Linked DNA regions of Homo sapiens: regions 1 and 3 are each linked to region 2. The links are chromatin contacts, found by Hi-C or POLR2A ChIA-PET in ENCODE. All regions are on one chromosome and are shown on one strand. The core of a region is the stretch at or near the end of the contact, and the rest is flanking DNA. Distances in the headings are between cores, read along the strand shown. Region 1 holds the start of PWWP3A (PWWP domain containing 3A, DNA repair factor). Region 2 holds the start of POLR2E (RNA polymerase II, I and III subunit E). Region 3 holds the start of MBD3 (methyl-CpG binding domain protein 3).

Region 1 (2,716 bases), core at 57-2,556, 260 kb before region 2:
ACAGCCCTCAGGGGCAAAGGTTAGCTCGACTTAGCCTCAAGTAGATGGTTTAATTCCACAATCTTGCATTGAGATGCTCAATGCCAAAAAGCAGACTGACAAACAGAAACGACGGGGCTCGGTATCCAGGGAGGCGCCTGCATTTTTTCATAAATAAAATACAGCACAGTCCCTCCCAAAGGTTCTATCTAGATCAGTTTTAAAAGGCTCCTGAATAAATCATCTCCGTGCGGAAGACCTGCCTCCGACCTCGGCAGGAGAGGCATTTTACACAATCAAAGCTCACAACCCTCCCCAATTTGGGGAGTTAACAGTTGACCACAGCACACACACAAAAATAAGAGCGGAAAAACGACTGCTCTTTTGGCTGCCATGTCCCTGAAAGAACGGGGACAGCTGCAGACCGTTCACAGCATCAATGGGAAGGACTGGCTTGGCTGTTGACAGAAATGAAAAGGAGGTTTGGGGGTGGGGGTGGAATTTAGCAACAACGGAGGGGGGCGTCCCCGCAGCAGGGAAGAGGAGGTTCCCAGCAGAGGTAGGGGTGGCGTTTCCAGCAAGAGAGGGGATCACAGCAGCAGCAGAAGTAGGGGTCCAGGCAGCAGGGACAAGATTTCATGGCGGAGGAAGGGTTGCGGCTTGCAGGAACGGGGGATTCAGGCAACAGAGAAGGGGGTCACAGCAGAAGCGGGGGGGCTCAGGGAGCAAGAACGAGGGCTCACGGAGGAGGTGGAGCGGAGGGTCCAGGTGGCAGGGATGGGGGATTTCACGGTTGGGGGTGGGGAATCCAGGGAAGCAGATGGGGGTCCAGGCAAGAGATGGGGTTCACGGCAGACGTGAGGGGGATCCAGGGAAGGAGATAGGGGTCCAGGCAGCAAGGATGGGGGAGCGGGTCCAAGCAAGAGATGGGGTCCGGGCGGCAGGGACGGGAAAAGGAGTCCAGGCAAAGTGAGGGGCCCACGGCGCCAGGGGCGGAAAAGGGGGTCCGGGCAGAGTGGGGGACCCACGGCGGTAGGGACCGGGCGCTCCCGGAGGAGTCTCTAGGCCGGGGCCCCCCCTCCCCCCAGGCCCGGCCTCCTCGCCTCAGCCCCGCCCGGCGGAACCGAGGGGACGCATCCCGCGGGCTCACCGGGCCCCCGGCTTTCCCCAGCGCGGCGCCCCAAGCCCGGGCAAGGAGGCCGCAGCGGCCGCAACAGCGGAGGACCCGCCCGCCAACCGCTGCCGTCCGCGCCGCCCGCGCTCACCGCCTCCGCCACCGCCGCCGCCGCCGCCGCCGCCGCTCCCCGCGGGGCCGGGGGCGGGGCTTGCCTCGCGGCGGCGCCAAGCTCCGCCCCCTTCCGCCCGCTGCCCAATGGGACGCGCGCGCTCCCAAGGAGCGCCGGCCTCGCCCTCTCCGGCGTCCACGGCCGCGCGCCGGCCCCGCCCCTTCCGCCGCGCGTCTACCCCTTTTTCCCGGGAGTGCTGCCTGAGGAGACCGGTTGGCGGGGCATGTGTGGCCGCTCCCGGGCGCCGCCCTCCCGCGCTCCCGGCCCTTTGTCCTGCAGTCAGACCCCGGACACCGCCCTCGCGGGTCTCGGTGGGAAAACAGGCTCCCCCGCCCGCGGCGATCCCTGAGAGAACCTTCCAGAACTTTCGAGAATCTTCCAGGTCCTACGGCACCTCCCAGCCCGGGAGCTGCGCGCCACGGACCCAATTCCAGCAGATCCCAACCGATCCCAAAGCCAGGCATCCCCGCAAAGGCGTCATAAGCTTCTGAACTAGAGCAGGACCCACCTTGGGAGGGTCCCAAGACCCCGGGGGGCACCGGAAACAGCCGCGGGTGGCGGGAGCCCCGGAGCGGTCGCTCCATCAGTGTCAGGCCTTTCCCTGAGCGGTTTTTGATTTTTTTTCAGACGGAGTCTCGCTCTGTCACCCAGGCTGGAGTGCAGTGGCGCGAGCTCAGCTCACTGCAGCCTCCTCCTGCTGGGATTACAGGTGCGCGCCACCCCACCCGGCTAATTTTTGTATTTTTAGTAGAGAATACTAAATGTTGATCAGGCTGCTCTCAAGCTCCTGACCTCAGGTGATCGGCCTGCCTCGGCCTCCCAAAGTATTGGGATTACAGGCCTGAGCCACCTCGCCAGCCCCCACAGTTCTTTAAAAGCAAAGGAGGCCGAATTGGCAGATCCTTTAAGCCCAAGGATTGGAGACCAGCCTGGGCAACATGGCGAGACCCCATCTCTATAAAAAAGATACAGGCTCACTCCTGTAATCCCAGCAGGAGGCCGAGGCGGGCAGATCACATGAGGTCAGGAGATCGAGACCAGCATTGCCAACATGGTGAAACCCCGTCTTTACTACAAATAGAAAAATTAGCCGGGCGTGGTGGCGATGCCTGTAATCCCAACTATTCAGGAGGCTGAGGCAGGAGAATCGCTTGAACCCGGGAGGCGGAACTTGCAGTAAGGGGAGATCGCGCCACTGCACTCCAGCCTGGGCAACAGAGTGGGACTTCGTCTCAAAAAAGGAAAAAATTAAAAGACTTACAGCAGCATTCGTCACGCACTGGCCCCGACTCTTCAAGGGGAAGGGGCGACAGCAAAGCCGGCTCTAACTTCTTTTTCCTTCTCACATTTGCGGGAATAGAAGGTTTGTGTCTTCGGTCGATCCCAGCAACCTCAGCGACTGATTTTTTTTCCTTTATCAAGTTGAGAATGTTCACCTTTCACTTGTTTTT
Region 2 (2,793 bases), core at 294-2,793:
AGTCTTGCTCTGTCACCCAGGCTGGAGTGCAGTGGTGCGATCTCGGCTCACTGCAACCTCCGCCTCCCGGGTTCAAGTGATTCTCCTGCCTCAGCCTCCCGAGTAACTGGGAGTACAGGCACCCACCACCAAACCTGGCTAATTTTTGTATTTTTAGTAGAGACAGGGTTTCACCATGTTGGCCAAGCTGGTCTGGAACTCCTGATCTCATGCTCTGCCTGCCTCGGCCACCCAAAGTGCTGGGATTACAGTGATGAGCCACCACTGCTAATGGGATTTTTGCTTGAATCTATCCTCACTGTATTCCCTGACCTCCCCATGTGATACTGCAGTTCTCCCATTCTCCCCATGTCACTTAGCCTCCCTGCTCTTTCTTCTTCCGTAGCTTTGTCACTTTCTAACGTTGTTATTTATTTTATTTTATTTCATTTCATTTTATTTTTGAGACAGAGTCTTGCTCTGTTGTCCAGGCTGGAGTGCAGTGGCACGATCTTGGCTCACTGAAACCTCCACCTTACAGGTTCACGAGATTCTCCTGCCTTAGCCTCCTAAGTAGCTGAGACTACAGGCACCTGCCACCTGGCCCAGCTAATTTTTTGTATTTTTAGTAGAGACGGGGTTTCACCGTGTTAGCCAGGATGGTCTTGAACTCCTGATCTCATGCTCTGCCCGCCTCAGCCTCCCAAAGTGCTGGGATTATAGGCATGAGCCACCGCGCCCGGCCACGTTATTTATTATATTTTACTAAATCCTGTCTTTATCTGAATGCAAGGGATACTTGGCCTGTTTTATTCACCATCACTGTAGGTTGCTGAGTAAATGTTGAATTAACGAATGCATCACTGAATAAGTTACTGATAGCCTGCACACAGGAAGTGTTGGGCTGGGGTTCTCCGTGAACCTGGGGAAGTGAGGAGGTTTGCAAAGACAGGAAGAGTCTGGGGTGGGGAGATACCCAGGCTAGGCTGGGGAGATACCCAGGCTAGGCTGGTGGCGCTCAGGGGAGAGGACAGAGGTGAGGGGACTTAATAAGCACCTAGAGAGATGCCTAAGACTCTCAGTTAACCGTCTAAAGTAGGGACACTTTATTGCCATTGCACAGGTAGGGAAACTGAGGCCCAAGGGAATTAACCCTGACCTGGCCAGGAGCCAATGGAGGAAACCCTGTACAGTTTGATGCACAAATATTTATAGAGTTCCCACTAGGCTCCCAGACCATCCCTAGGAGCCGAGCTGCCCCTTGACCCCATCCAGGCCTCAGTTTCCCCGCTCACACTTCGCCCCCGCCTCGTGGGATTCTAAACTGTTGCTCCAAGGTGGGAGTTGAACGGAAACTACAACTCCCGAGAGGCTGTGCGGCCAAAGACACACGAGAACTACGGAGGCGAGAGACTCGCTCAGCCAACTGCCGCTCTCGTAAGGCTCGGGCTGCCCTTGGCGCTGCCGATCCGAGACGTTGCTGCATTCAGGCATTCGCCGACGACAGACCAGCGCGGGGCGGGGTTAGGCGGAGGGGGCCTGATTCGGATTCGGCGCAGGCGCAGTCCGCGCGGGTTCTCGCGCGGAGAAGGGGTGCGAGCGGCGGCGGCGGCGGAGGCTGCCATGGACGACGAGGAGGAGACGTACCGGCTCTGGAAAATCCGCAAGACCATCATGCAGGTGAGCCGCGCCTGGTGTTGGGGGCGGGGGCGCGGGCGGCGGGTGTAGGGGCCCGAGGTGGGGTCGAGCACGGCGTCTCCTCGTACTCTCGTCGGAGCAGCAGCGATGAAGGGCCGGGCCGATACGGGAGGCCCAGAGGTCGCCGGGGATACCAGGCGCTGGACCCGACCTGAGCCGGCAGCGGGGAAGGGAGGGGGTTTCGAGACGTCTGGGTGCGGTGCTTAGGGGTGGGTGGGCGGCTTGGGCTGGTGCGGCGCGCGTGGCGGCGAGAGGAGGAGGAAGCCGCGAATGGGGACGGGGGGCGCCCCCAGACTCTGCCCTTCTCTGTGATTCAGCGTCGCTATTTGTCCTTGCGTCCTGAACCCCATGGAGTCTTCAGCATCCGAGGCTGGCAGAGTTGGTGGTTGGGAAGCAGCGGGCGAGCTGGGGCTTTCGATGGGGACGTGGAGCTCGGAACCCGTGCCTTGGGGTCTGGGGCAGATGGAGGCCACTGGGTCGAGTCCGGTTTGGAAGCCGGGCACAGGCCTGAGGACCTGCGGTTCAGGGTATTGCCTCAGCCATTGGGGCCGTTTGAGAGCTTTTGCTTTGTCTTGCTTCCCACCCTTTGCCCTTGTCCTCAGCGAAGCCCCCCGCAGCCTGATTCTTCTTTCTCCGATCCTCAAACATTGTCAGCCTGAAGTCACATCTGTTTCGGTCCCTGTCATTTTTTTTTTTTAAGAGATAGGGTTTCATTCTGTCGCCCAGGCTGCAGTGCAGTGGTGCAATCATAGCTCACTGCATCCTTGAACTGGCCTCCAGCAACCCTCCTGCCTCAGCCTCCCTAAGTACTGGGATCACGGGCGTGAGCCTCCGCGCCCCGCCTTTGTCCCTGCCTTTAGGGTAGCTCTGCAAAGTGGTTTGGAGGGCTTTGCTCCCTGCCAGGTTTCTGTGAGGCTGGGTGGACAGACGGTCTTGGTCAAGGCTGGACATCTCTGGGAGCCTCTCAGGATCATACTGGTCCCATCCTGTGGTGTGAGGCTGTGGGGGCCGGGGTGGCTGTCATGGAGCACACAGTGAGTGTTCATCCCGTTTGCTGTTCACCTCTGTCCTCTGCAGCAGCCGCAGGTCTGACTTCCGGGTCACGAGCTTTGGCCG
Region 3 (2,700 bases), core at 64-2,563, 500 kb before region 2:
TTAGCCGGGCATGGTGGTGGGCGCCTGTAGTCCCAGCTACTTGGGAGGCTGAGGCAGGAGAATTACTTGAACCCGGGAGGTGGAGGTTGCAGTGAGCCGAGATCACGCCATTGCACTCGAGCCTGGGCAACAGAGCAAGACTCTGTCTCCATCAGTCAGTCAATCAATCAATAAATGAATGTGCCTGTCCTACTCCCTGGAACCTGCAGCTAAAGGGACTTTGAAAATGGGACGAGATCTTCAGATGGGAAAGCATCCCAGATCGGGTGGACCCAATGTCAACAAAAGAGTCCTTAGAACCAGGACAGTTTCTCCAGCTGGAGGCAGGGGAGCACAGCAGCTAGACTCAGTCCTTGAACACCTGTGCAGGCCCGCCCAGCCCTAGCCTTGGGAGCGACGCTGTCAGGGGGAACTGATGGGGGGCAGCCCACCCGTTTCCATTTCAGGATCCCTCTGGCTGGCTGGGGAAGGGGTTAAGGGGAGACAACAGGGGGTGGGCGATTCCGCAGGAAGGTCCTGGAACTCTCCCGGCCAGAGATGGTGGCTGGACTAAGGTGCAGGGGGTGGTCGGGGAGCTGGGGGGGGGTGCTCAGATTCCTGGATTTTGAGGGTTCAAAAAGCAGCTGGACGGGGCGCAGTGGCTCACGCCTGTAATCCCAGCGCTTTGGGAGGCCGAAGTGGGCTGATCACCTGAAGTAAGGAGTTCGAGTCCAGCCTGGCCAACATGGTGAAATCCCGTCTCTACTAAAACTACAAAAATTAGCCGTCCGTGGAACCAGCTACTTGGGAGGCTGAGGCATAACAACTTGAACCCGGGAGGCGGAGGCTACAGTGAGCCAAGATCGCGCCTCTGCACTCCAGCCTGGGTGACAGAGACCCCGTCTCAAAAAAAAAAAAGCTACTGGAGGGAACTTGGGGGCGTGGAAGGGGTGGTCACGGGGGAAGTCCCCCAGATTTGGACGCTCGTAAAAAGCTCGGAAGCTGGGAGACCAGGAGGGCGGGGAAGTCGAGGTCCAGTCACTGGGCCAGAGTCCCCAAGACTTGGGCTGGAGAAAGGTCGGAGGAAAGGACCCCACTAGTCCGAAAGCATGTCCCCGCGCACGCGCACCAGGCGGCCGGCAGAGACAGGGCACAGTAAAAGGAGCCGCGCGGACTCCGGGCACAGCTGCTGGGCACTGGCAGCTCGCAAGGCACAGCGCGCAGGCGCGCACGCCACTTAAGGCCCCGCCCCCTCCCAGCGCGCTGATTGGCGGGGCCGTAGAGGGGCGGGGGCATGGCGCCGCGGCTGCGCAGCGCGGGGCCCCGCGCGGGCGGGTGGGCGGAGCGGGCCCCCCGAGCGGGGGCTGGCGAGCGCGGGGAGGGGGCCGAAAGGGCGGCAAAGCCGGCGCGCGCCCGGCTGGGGGCGGAGGGCGGGGGCCCGCGGGCCGGAACAGCCGCGGCAAGTGGCGGCGGCGGCAGCGGCAGCGGAGGCAGCTGAGGCGGCGGCGGCGAGTGGGGGTCCGGGCGGCGGCGGCGGGCCCGGCGGCGGGCCGAGGAGCCGGGCGCAATGGAGCGGAAGAGGTGGGAGTGCCCGGCGCTCCCGCAGGGCTGGGAGAGGGAAGAAGTGCCCAGAAGGTCGGGGCTGTCGGCCGGCCACAGGGATGTCTTTTACTATAGGTGAATGAGCGCGCCGGCCGCGCAGGGCCTCAACGGGCTCCTCCCAGCGGCCTCTGCGGCGGCCTCGGCGCCCCTGCCCCGGGCCGCGGCCTGGGCCCCGCGCGTGCGTCGTGCGTGCGTGCGTGCGTCTTGCGTGCGTGTGCGCCCGGCGCGCGGAGGCCCAGTGCGCGTGCGCCGCTTGTTGGGCCGCATGGCTTTCGGCCGGCCGTTCAGGGACTGGCTGCCGGACGGCGACTGCGGCCTTTGTTCGTGCGCGCTGGGCCAGGGGCGCCTGGCGGCGGCCAGATGCTACCGGGGGGCAGGGGTGGAGGGTGGGCTGTCCCTTTGGTTCCCGTGAGACGCAGGGGGTGCCTTCTTGGGGCGCTCCTGGGGTGGCGCGGAGCCCGAGGGGGTGGCCAGCCGGGATTTCGGGGAGCAGGGCTCATGGGCGGATCGGGGAGGGCGTGCGTGAAAATACGGGTTCTTGGGCTCGCCCCAGTCCTGGGAATAAGCGCCTCAGGGTGACTGGTCTCCCACGCAGCGTTGCTTTTTTTAAAGGTATTCCCCTTGACTCCTTCCGAGGCCTCTGGTCCTCTTGGGTCGTGGCCCCCTCAGGGTGGAGACCTGAGGCTTTCGACTTTCCGAGCCCACCTAACGGTAGTCTTTGCGTGGATGTTACTGGTGGTGGAAGGCTTTCAGAGACCCCCCCGTCCCCAAATTGGAACAAGGCGCTGCTCTGAAAGGTCGCAGGGAACCCCCTCCGTGGAACAAAGACTTAGTCGCCTGCTGCAGCCAAGTCCCAGACAGTCGGCCACCTGCTGTTTGTCCTCTTTTTTTTTTTTTTCCTGGCTCGGGAAAGATGCTTTTGATTCTGGGCCAGCTTTGATTGCGCCCTCCCCTTGGTTCAGTGTCCCGTGGCGCCTTCAGGTCCCCCAGGAGGGGAAAGCGGAGGACGCCTGCCATGTGCCGAGCACCTGGGTAAAGGGGGGTGTGCGGCTGGTCCCCCTTTTTCCCACAGCTCGGGGTCGTGGGCAGGAGACCGCCCAGGTGAGGGCGGGTGGTTTC

What was found. A loop is a pair of places that touch in the nucleus more often than their neighbours do. ChIA-PET counts read pairs that join two places held with the same protein, here RNA polymerase II (POLR2A). Pooled maps may share reads with other maps.
Region 1: a pooled map shows a loop between it and region 2 (3-fold over the local background). The contact joins the promoter of PWWP3A here to the promoter of POLR2E in region 2. A Hi-C loop is called at or near these places in 5 of 50 pooled maps. POLR2A ChIA-PET finds 5 or more read pairs at or near these places in 3 of 52 experiments (AG04449, B cell and HEK293T).
Region 3: a pooled map shows a loop between it and region 2 (8-fold over the local background). The contact joins the promoter of MBD3 here to the promoter of POLR2E in region 2. A Hi-C loop is called at or near these places in 1 of 37 single-sample maps with no recorded cell type and 5 of 50 pooled maps. POLR2A ChIA-PET finds 5 or more read pairs at or near these places in 4 of 52 experiments (BJ, H1, OCI-LY7 and 1 more).

What each region holds. Positions count from the first base shown.
Region 1 is chr19:1,353,549-1,356,264 of GRCh38, reverse strand. PWWP3A (PWWP domain containing 3A, DNA repair factor) reads right to left here and starts at 1,306. Exons shown (of 14, transcript NM_001369789.1): 1 at 1,130-1,306. RefSeq lists silencers at 1,098-1,167, 1,228-1,517, 1,402-1,562, 1,548-1,647 and an enhancer at 620-1,505.
Region 2 is chr19:1,094,125-1,096,917 of GRCh38, reverse strand. It overlaps POLR2E (RNA polymerase II, I and III subunit E), which reads left to right and starts at 1,543. Exons shown (of 8, transcript NM_002695.5): 1 at 1,543-1,659. The coding sequence starts at 1,603. RefSeq lists enhancers at 1,510-1,599, 2,357-2,793.
Region 3 is chr19:1,591,478-1,594,177 of GRCh38, reverse strand. MBD3 (methyl-CpG binding domain protein 3) reads left to right here and starts at 1,313. Exons shown (of 7, transcript NM_001281453.2): 1 at 1,313-1,656. The coding sequence starts at 1,547. RefSeq lists enhancers at 873-922, 2,300-2,700 and silencers at 1,173-1,242, 1,313-1,362, 1,523-1,822, 1,963-2,062.